Regions from separate parts of the Homo sapiens genome. Here region 1 is linked to region 2. Evidence: chromatin loops called from intact Hi-C (ENCODE). Cell type or tissue: Panc1. All regions are shown on one strand. Links, peaks and the distances in the headings refer to the core of each region. The heading gives the core; the rest is flanking DNA. Region 1 overlaps GPR137B (G protein-coupled receptor 137B). Region 2 overlaps ERO1B (endoplasmic reticulum oxidoreductase 1 beta).

The links. Peaks named below come from ENCODE experiments on the same cell type or tissue, not always from the same donor. Only the 100,000 strongest peaks of a DNase experiment are listed, where the experiment ranks them.
Region 1: it touches region 2 in a loop (4-fold over the local background); 1 of 110 quality-filtered maps calls a loop at or near these places.

What each region holds. Positions count from the first base shown.
Region 1 is chr1:236,166,593-236,170,989 of GRCh38, reverse strand. It overlaps GPR137B (G protein-coupled receptor 137B), which reads right to left. Exons shown (of 7, transcript NM_003272.4): 2 at 2,235-2,284. Among named protein-coding and RNA genes, the nearest start is that of GPR137B, 26 kb to the right of the region's middle. In Panc1, for the core only: no CTCF peak of the experiment used is centred there; a DNase peak (open chromatin) is centred at 2,059.
Region 2 is chr1:236,223,025-236,227,421 of GRCh38, reverse strand. ERO1B (endoplasmic reticulum oxidoreductase 1 beta) reads left to right here. Exons shown (of 16, transcript NM_019891.4): 11 at 683-775; 12 at 907-1,153; 13 at 2,283-2,352. The region is part of intron 1 of LOC124904561 (a long non-coding RNA gene); the gene reads right to left. Among named protein-coding and RNA genes, the nearest start is that of ERO1B, 57 kb to the left of the region's middle. In Panc1, for the core only: no CTCF peak of the experiment used is centred there; no DNase peak of the experiment used is centred there.

The DNA.
Region 1 (4,397 bases), core at 284-4,283, 57 kb after region 2:
TTTTTTTTTTTTTTTTGAGACAGAGTCGCTGTGTTGCCCAGGCTGGAGTGCAGTGGCATGATCTCCACACACTGCAATCTCCACCCCTTAGGCTTAAGCGATTCTCCCAACTCAGCCTCCTGAGTAGCTGGGATTACAGGCACCTGCAACCACGCACAGCTAATTTCTGTATTTTTAGTAGAAACGGGGTTTCACCATGTTGGCCAGACTGGTCTCAAACTCCTGACCTCAAATGACCTACCTGCTTCGGCCTCCCAAAGTTCTGGGATTACAGGAGTGAGCCACCGTGCCCGGCCTGTATATGCAAATATTTCAAAATCCAAAAAAATCTGAAATCTGAAATATTTTTGGTCCCAAGCATTTCAGATTAGGGACACTCAACCTGTACTTTAAATTGCTCTCCTTGGGACCAACATCATTTCACAGTGGACGCTGAAGTTCCACCTGAGCCTGGTAGAGACGTGAACTGAGCCACGTACAAAGCAGTGAAGGGAGACAGCAAGATCAGGTGAAAAACAAAACAAAACCCGGGACGGTGAGTCTTGGGACTTGTATCTTGGCCCAGGCACCTTCACAGAACTTTCTGAACTTGAGAGAAACCTTCTGAACTGGTTTCCTTGGATATAAACTCAGGATTAAACTATTACACCTTCAGAATTTTAAGTAAAAAGTCTTTACATATTTTTAGATGATATATATTTAAATAAAATATGTATACGATTTAACATATTTTAAAAAATGACAAAATAATTTTTCATTTTGACCCAAGGAGGCAATGGCCAGAGTCACCTTTTCAGAAATGTTTGCCGTTGGCAATGGAGTTCTCCCGGGCAGAAACGCCAGAACCCCTGGACTCACACTGCACCCCCGCGCCTCTTCCAGAGGCCTGTTCTCCTCCCCCAACCCCAGTCAAACCTGACCATTCTTTTTTTTTTTTTTTTTTTTTTTTTGAGATGGATTCTCACTCTGTTGCCCAGGCTGCAGCACAGTGGTGCAATCTTGGCTTACTGCAACCTCTGCCTCCTGAGCTCAAGTGATTCTCCCACCTCAGCCTCCTAAGTAGCTGAGACAACAGATGTGCGCTACCTCGCCCGGCTAATTTTTGTATTTTTAGTAGAGACAGGGTTTCACTATGTTGGCCAGGCTGGTCTCGAACTCCTGACCTCAAGTGATCAGCCCACCTCGGCCTCCCAAAGTGCTGGGATTACAGGCGTGAGCCACCGTGCCCAGCCAAACCTGAGTATTCTTTAAGCCACTGGTTCTTGGCCTTAGGAAAGTCATAGGCCTCTCCCCTCTGGGGAGAGCTACGAACCCCTCCATAGGAAAATGCAGATCCCCCTCCTCACATAACTTAAGAGGTTCCCTTCCAGATTACACTCTGGCACAAGCCTCTCTTCCACAAAATGTCCATGCCTCCCGGTGTCCATGTTTTTGGCATGTTGCACATCCTGCTCTGCCTGATTCTGCAAGCCTTTGTGTTAAGCCATTGTTACAAATATAGAGTGTCCACTTCTCAGCTATAACACATTCTTCCTCCTGGTGCCTAAATGAGCACTGAATGGTCAGAACAGTATTTCTGGATGTGGATGGATACCCTGCAAGCAGCTGTGTAGCAACTTAGGGTTCAATGGGCACTGAAGTTCTGGAAAACAAGGAGCCGGAGCCTACCAGCAGCTGAGACAAGGCGGGTAAGGCCACCAGGTGGCAGGCTGCAGGGGCGAGGCCCTGCCACAGCTGCACCTGCACCTGCACCTGCACCTGTACCTGTACCTGTACCTGCACCTGCACCTGCACCTGCACCTGCACCTGCACCTGCAGTGGGAGCATGGGAGGTGCGGGATGGGGAAGGGGAAGCACCTGGCAAAGCACTGCATCTTCAAGGAACCCTGTTTCCTTCTGCTGAGGCTCTTCTCAAGTGCCTCAGGAAGGTTTAGAGGCAACATACACCTATTTTATTCCCATGTATTTCCTCCTGTTAGGAAAGGCACCAGGCTCTTGTTTCTGAACTGGGTAAGTATGATGCAAGTCCCCATGATTCATGAAGTCATGATCTGATGACCTGACCCTTACCGGCAATGCACATGATGTGCACAATGTGGGCAGCCAGCCAGCAGGCAGGACTGTTTCCGGCGGCTCACAGAACAGCGATGTGTGCAAACCCCAATGGAGAGATGAGATTCATGTGTCGGCACTTTCCCCTTCTACCACAGAAAGAGATGCCCTGCAGTACTTACCGGTATTTGAGTAATTCTGGAGAATATTTTGACTTGGCTTTGAAAATCACCTGCAACGACAGAAAAGCATGGCAGGTTGGGGTCCAATATGTTGACAGAACCAGACTGATACCATCACTGGGAATTCCTCTGCCCCTTCATCCCCCAGCGCTGGGCACGTTTTTTATAATTGAAATGTCCACGTTTGTTATGCCAAACATTTCTTATGTTGCACATACAGTTTTAATAGTAAAGGAATTCGAACATGGTTAAAAAAGAAAACAAAACTAAATGTATTACTAGTCTACCATGGCCAAGTACTTCTGTTCAGATTCTTTTTTTTTTTTTTTTTCGAGACAGAATTTCACTCTTGTTGCCCGAGCTGGAGTGCAATGGCGCCATCTCGGCTCACTGCAACCTCTGCCTCCCGGGTTCAAGTGATTTTCCTGCCTCAGCCTCCCAAGTAGCTGGGATTACAGGTGTCACCACACCCAGTTAATTTTTGTATTTTTAGTAGAGATGGGGTTTCACCATGTTGGCCAGGCTGGTCTCGAACTCCTGACCTCAGGTGATCTGCCCACCTCAGCCTCCCAAAGTGCTGGGATTACAGGTGTGAGCCACCACACCCGGCCTTAAGATTCTTATTTAAGATAAACAAACAGTCCACTCTCTTTATTAGAATTTTTGCTGGCACCAAATTAGTAAGTGTCTGCCTACCCAGGCCTCAAACTTTGCAGTACATTTAAAATAACAAAACATCTTTGGACAAAAGAAGTATCAAATTGGACTGTTTTCTGAAACAGAAATATTGCAGACTGGCATTTCTCAAGCTCTTTTCTAAGTCTTCACAATTGCTGGATTGCCCACACACACTGGATGGCAGAGAGCCTGGCAGAGCCTTCGAGAAGGTGAAGAGGAGGCAGAAGGTAGGTGTCCACGCATGCTTCCACGCCCCAGACAAGGAGGCTGCTACTGCTACAGCACGTGCTGGAGATTCAAGCAGGGGCTCAGGCTCATGGGGATCTCAGTGGGGGGTCTCTGGGGACTAGGGTAGCCTGTGGAGCAGTTACACATGAGCACATGGATCCCTGGTGTTTAACAGGGTTGCAATACAGTACTGGGAGAAGGAAAGAAAGGGTGTGGAAGACTGGAGGAGAGAGGACAGCTTTTCAGAAACAATCTGTCAAGCATCTGAAGACGCCCATTCCGGCAAGTCTGGACTCTTTGACCAACATCTCTCCATTCTCCTGCCGCACCCCTCATCCCCCAGCCCCTGACAACCACCACTGTACCACTGTACTCTCTGTTTCTATGAGTTCTAACTTGTTTGGATTCCACATATAAGCGGGATCTATTTGTCTTTCTGTGACTGGCTTATTTCACTTAGCGTAGTGTCCTCCAGCCACGTTGAGTAAGTCCTGGGGAGCTCTCCTACAGCGTGGTGACTACAGTCAGTAACAATGTATTGTTTACTCGAAATTTGCTAAGAGAGATCTTAAGTGTTCTCACCACAAAACAAGGGTGGGCAACTGTGTGAGGTGATGGATATGTTGTTAACTAGCTTGATTGTGGGAATCATTCCTTATGTACATGTATTATCAAAACATCACGGTGCACACTTTGAATATATTCCGTCTTTGTCAATTATACTTCAATGAAGCCGGGGCGGGGAAAGAAGACTCACATTCCCCACTTGCAAGCAAACTGCTCTCCATGGAGTTCCTAAACCTACCCTCGGCCTCGGGGCCTTTCCTCCCACAGCCCCCTGAAGCTCCTGAACCCCGGTGCTCAACGTGCATACCCGCCTGGTCCTCCTCTCCCTCATGAATCCCCCAGTCACATCTACTCTCCGCTGCTTCTCAGGGAGGAGGCTGAAATGGGAGGATCGCTTGGGCCCAGGAGTTCAAGACCACCCTCACCAATATAGTGTGAGGCCTCAGCTCTTAAAAAAAGAACCATAAGATAATGATCTTATGACGGCCAGGCACAATGGCTCACGCCTGACCTCAAGTGCCCCACCCACCTCGGCCTCCCAAAGTGCTGGGATTACAGGCGTTAGCCACTGTGCCCGGCCATTCCTAAAGATTTCTAAGTAAGCACCTCTTCCCTTTTATAACCTCCTCCGAGCTTCATAGGTGAGGCTTCCAACCTTCTAGAAGAATTATTTGGTTCTGCTATGAGTTT
Region 2 (4,397 bases), core at 141-4,140:
GGGTTAGGATAGGATGACGGGATATCTTGACCTCTTAAGTTCTCAGCAAAAAAGCCCCTGTGGCTTAAGAAGGCTACATCAAATAACGTTCTGTTATATTCCTGTACTCCACTGATATGATTCCACTGAAGTAGTAAACAGTCAACTTGTTGTTCTTTTTTTAATTAGTTGAAATTCCTGGATTTCTGTTTTCCAAGTTTCAGCTCCTTACAAGTAGAACATATGGTTAAAAAATTAGACAATTTCAGGGCAGAAGGTTAATAAAACCCTTATTTCTCTGCTAGCAAATAACACATATAAGGAAGGGGGAAAAATCCAGCAGTGACTTTATAATTACATTTACTTCAGTAAGTTCTTAGCCTAAACCACAAGAAAACCTGTGCTGTTGCTGTCTAACATGGGAACTTGCCAACTTTATCCATAGTGTTTTGACCCCTAGTTGCTCAAACTTTTCTGCTTTTTTCAGCATTAAGTTCTCATCATATTCAGTTAACTCCATTCTGAAGCCAAAATCTTACTTTGCCTTCTAGTGAGAGAATCTTGATCTAATCAGTTTTATATTATTCCTTGATTTATTTTAATGTTCTTCAATCAAAAATAAGCCTACATACTGAACCTCCTTGAGTCAATATTTCTGATATCTAAATAGGTGTAATTTCTTTTTCAATATTTTTCTGAATAGGTTTGTGTCTGGAGAAAAGAGTCTTCTATAAGCTTATATCGGGACTTCATGCTAGCATCAATTTACATCTATGCGCAAATTATCTTTTGGAAGGTAATCATATTTTTAAGTCGAGATTTTGCCTTCTATTAGTGTAAAAATTATTGGAGAGAATACATATTCTTTAGAGCAGAAAAAAAATCCTGTTTACTAAAACAATGTAATGTATTTCTCTTTCTCTTTAGAAACCTGGGGTAAGCCCAGTTGGGGACCTAATATTAAAGAATTCAAACACCGCTTTGACCCTGTGGAAACCAAGGGAGAAGGTCCAAGAAGGCTCAAGAATCTTTACTTTTTATACTTGATTGAGCTTCGAGCTTTGTCAAAGGTGGCTCCATATTTTGAGCGCTCAATTGTCGATCTTTACACTGGAAATGCAGAAGAAGATGCTGACACAAAAACTCTTCTACTGAATATCTTTCAAGATACAAAGTAAGAATTGACTATCCGTGATTTGAAATTCTCCTCTCTGTATTCAAATGAGGTAGCACTTAAAGTACACAAAAACTGACTCCTAAAAGTTAACCGAGGGGAGATGTAGAACAGAAAAGGAAAGTGATCAATAGAACAACAGAATTTAAAAATATTTCTGAAAATGTTGATGAAAAAGCATTAATAAGGCTTTCTTTTGCAGAAATTTTCACACTTGAGAATAGTGCTTTAAAATATCACTAAATTTTATGTAGTATCAAAATTTAGTGCTACTTTAATGGTCTTTCTACCAATTTTGTATTCTTCTAGTCACTTTATTTACTTACTTATTTTTGAGACAGAGGCTTGCTCTGTTGCCCAGGCTGGAGTGCAATGGCACAATCTTGGCTCACTGCAGCCTCTGCCTCCCAGGTTCAAGCAATTCTTGTGCCTCAGCCTTCTAAGTAACTGAGATTACAGGTGTGTGCCATCACACCCAGCTAATTTTTGTATTTTTAGTAGAGATAGGGTTTCACCATGTTGGACAGGCTGGTCTCAAGCTCCTGGCCTCAAGTGATGCACCCTCCTCTGCCTCCCAAAGTGCTGGGATTAGAGGCATGGGCCATCGCGCCTGGCCTCTAGTCACTATATTTAAATTTAGATGATAATATACATGTGTTTGCATTGGGATGGATATGTAAGGAAACATTAGCCTTATCTTCTAGAATATAACCTTTTAAACAAAACGCTTGGTCAAGAAAACTTGAGTTAACTGGTTTTTAAAATAGCCTGGAAGAGAAAGATTAAAAAGTGTTTAAAGTAAATTATGTATTAAATTTTTAAAGAATATTAAGGGAATATTGCCTATTTTTTACATAGATTGTTTTCAGTTAATTTTTTAGATTACCTGTGTCATTTATTTAAAACATTACAGTCTTACTAAATTTAACAGCCATCTGTGTCTTGCTTTAGTCTTTTATGAAATAGTTTATGTGTGAACTGTTTGTCACTTTTCTACATTACCAAAACTTACATCGGAGTAAATAATGAATTTTAAATATTCATAAGGATAGAAAATTTTATCAGGTTTCTGATACAGAGTACGTGGATTTTTCATGTGTAACTTAATCCAATACTATCATTTTATCAGGTCCTTTCCCATGCACTTTGATGAGAAATCCATGTTTGCAGGTGACAAAAAAGGGGCCAAGTCACTAAAGGTAAAAAGTTCTCGATTGGGACACGGGGTTGGGAGCAGTTTGCTGGTTATGCTTTAATGCTGTGCATCCAAACTGTTTTCTTTCCCAGTTTTCCAGCTTCTTGTCAGAGTTGGTCTGATTGGATTTTAATACAAATGGTACAAAAAGCCTTTCCATATTTCTCAGTTCCATTGACCAACTGCTTAGTGAATCATTGGTCATTAGTATGTCCTATAACACCTTTATAAATGTCTTTTTAAAAGATACTAGTTGAGGGAAAGTTTTCTTAGTTTAAAAGCAGTGTATATTGTCGTTTTGATGCAGCTTTCAGAATACCATGAGCTTTTAGCCACTTTGAGGACAATAAATATTTTTCTAAAGTTTATTTTATGGAATGTTACGGTTTTTGAAACATATATTATGTTTTTGTCCCTTTGGACTAACTTAAAAGGTTAAAACTACCTGTTAACATGTGACATCAGAAGGAGAATATGTTTTGGGAACATTACCAAACTTCATGTTAGGTGTTCTTTATTTTCATTTGCTTAAAGTACATTAAGAAACAAATTGTACCCTTAAAATGTTCATAAAAGTATTTGAAATTGGCATTTTTTTTTTTTTTACTTTTAAATTTATTTTTTGAGATGGGGTCTCGCTATGTTGCCCAGGCTGGTCTCAAACTCCTGGCCCTGAGCTGTCTTCCCACCTCAGCCTCCCAAGTACCTAGGATTACAGGCACAAGCCACCATACCTGGCCACAAATAATCTTTGAGTACAACTTCATAGTCTTTTATATGTACTTCTGAAATCCGGGTAGTTTCAAAAACTGAAACATTTTCTTATGTTTAGTGCAAGGTAATTTTTTAGCAAAACCTGACCTAAACTGGTGTAAGAATATAGCAGATATTCGTAGTTTTGTGGGGTTGTTTTCAAATTCTGCTTGGTATGAATTTTTTATATTTTGCTACAGAAACATTAACGGATTTGACTGCAGGGTGTTTCCTCACACTCTGGTGAGATGTTTCATAATATACAGTACATGTACTGTATTTCTAAAATTTAAAAACTTCTGAATTCTAAAACACATTTGACCCCAAGATGTTTTAGATGTGGATGTACTATAGGAACCAATAAATCAATACTGAGTGATTCTCCTTTGGCGAGACTTTCTTGGTATTTCTGAAATAAGTAATTTAGTCACAACTATATTTTAGTGTTGGAAGGTTGTTTTATTTTACAGTTGTTTTAGAGGTATATTGCCATTTTGGTATTTTGTATGTTAATTCATTTTTATAATGCTTCCTGTTTTCTAAGTATCAACACATATGTTCTACTTTTAATCTTCAGAATGATCTTGTGTAATAGGGCAACTATAATTATGTATGTTTTTGTAGATGAGGAAAGTGAGACTAAGCAAAGCCTAAGTGTCTCACAGCAAGCTTTTAACTACACAATGCTGGGATTTTGTTTGCTGTTTGTCAAGAATGTATGAAGGAGAACCTATGTCCCTTTTCCATCTGCTGCAAAGAACTTACATTACATGAGAATATGACCAGCACAGGAGTTTTTGTGTTCTATTTATATTGTCTTTCTTTGCCAAGGTATTGATTCCTTTCAACCCTCTGGCAGCTGGTCAGGGCTTGTGGTAGCCAGAGTTTTCAGGCTACTTGCCTCCCGCTTCATGCAATAAAATATTTCCCTCAATGCAATAAAATGATTTTTATTTTCTGCAGTTGCCATGTGAAACAAATGAGGAAATTTTCTCTTAACCAATCTTATCCGCAGATAAAGTGAGACCAACCTTAAAGGCATATTGCACACAAATGCTTATAGGCAGAAGAATTTCCCCAGTGTAGGAAACTTCTCTTTTTTTTTTTTTTTTTTTTTTGAGACAGAGTTTCACTCTAGTTGCCCAGGCTGGAGTGCAGTGGTGCGATCTTGGCTCACTGCAACCTCCACCTCCCGGGTTCAAGCTATTCTTCTTCCTCAGCCTCCCAAGTAGCTGGGATTACAGGCATGCACCACCACACCTGGCAGATTTTGTATTTTTAGTAGACATGAGGTTT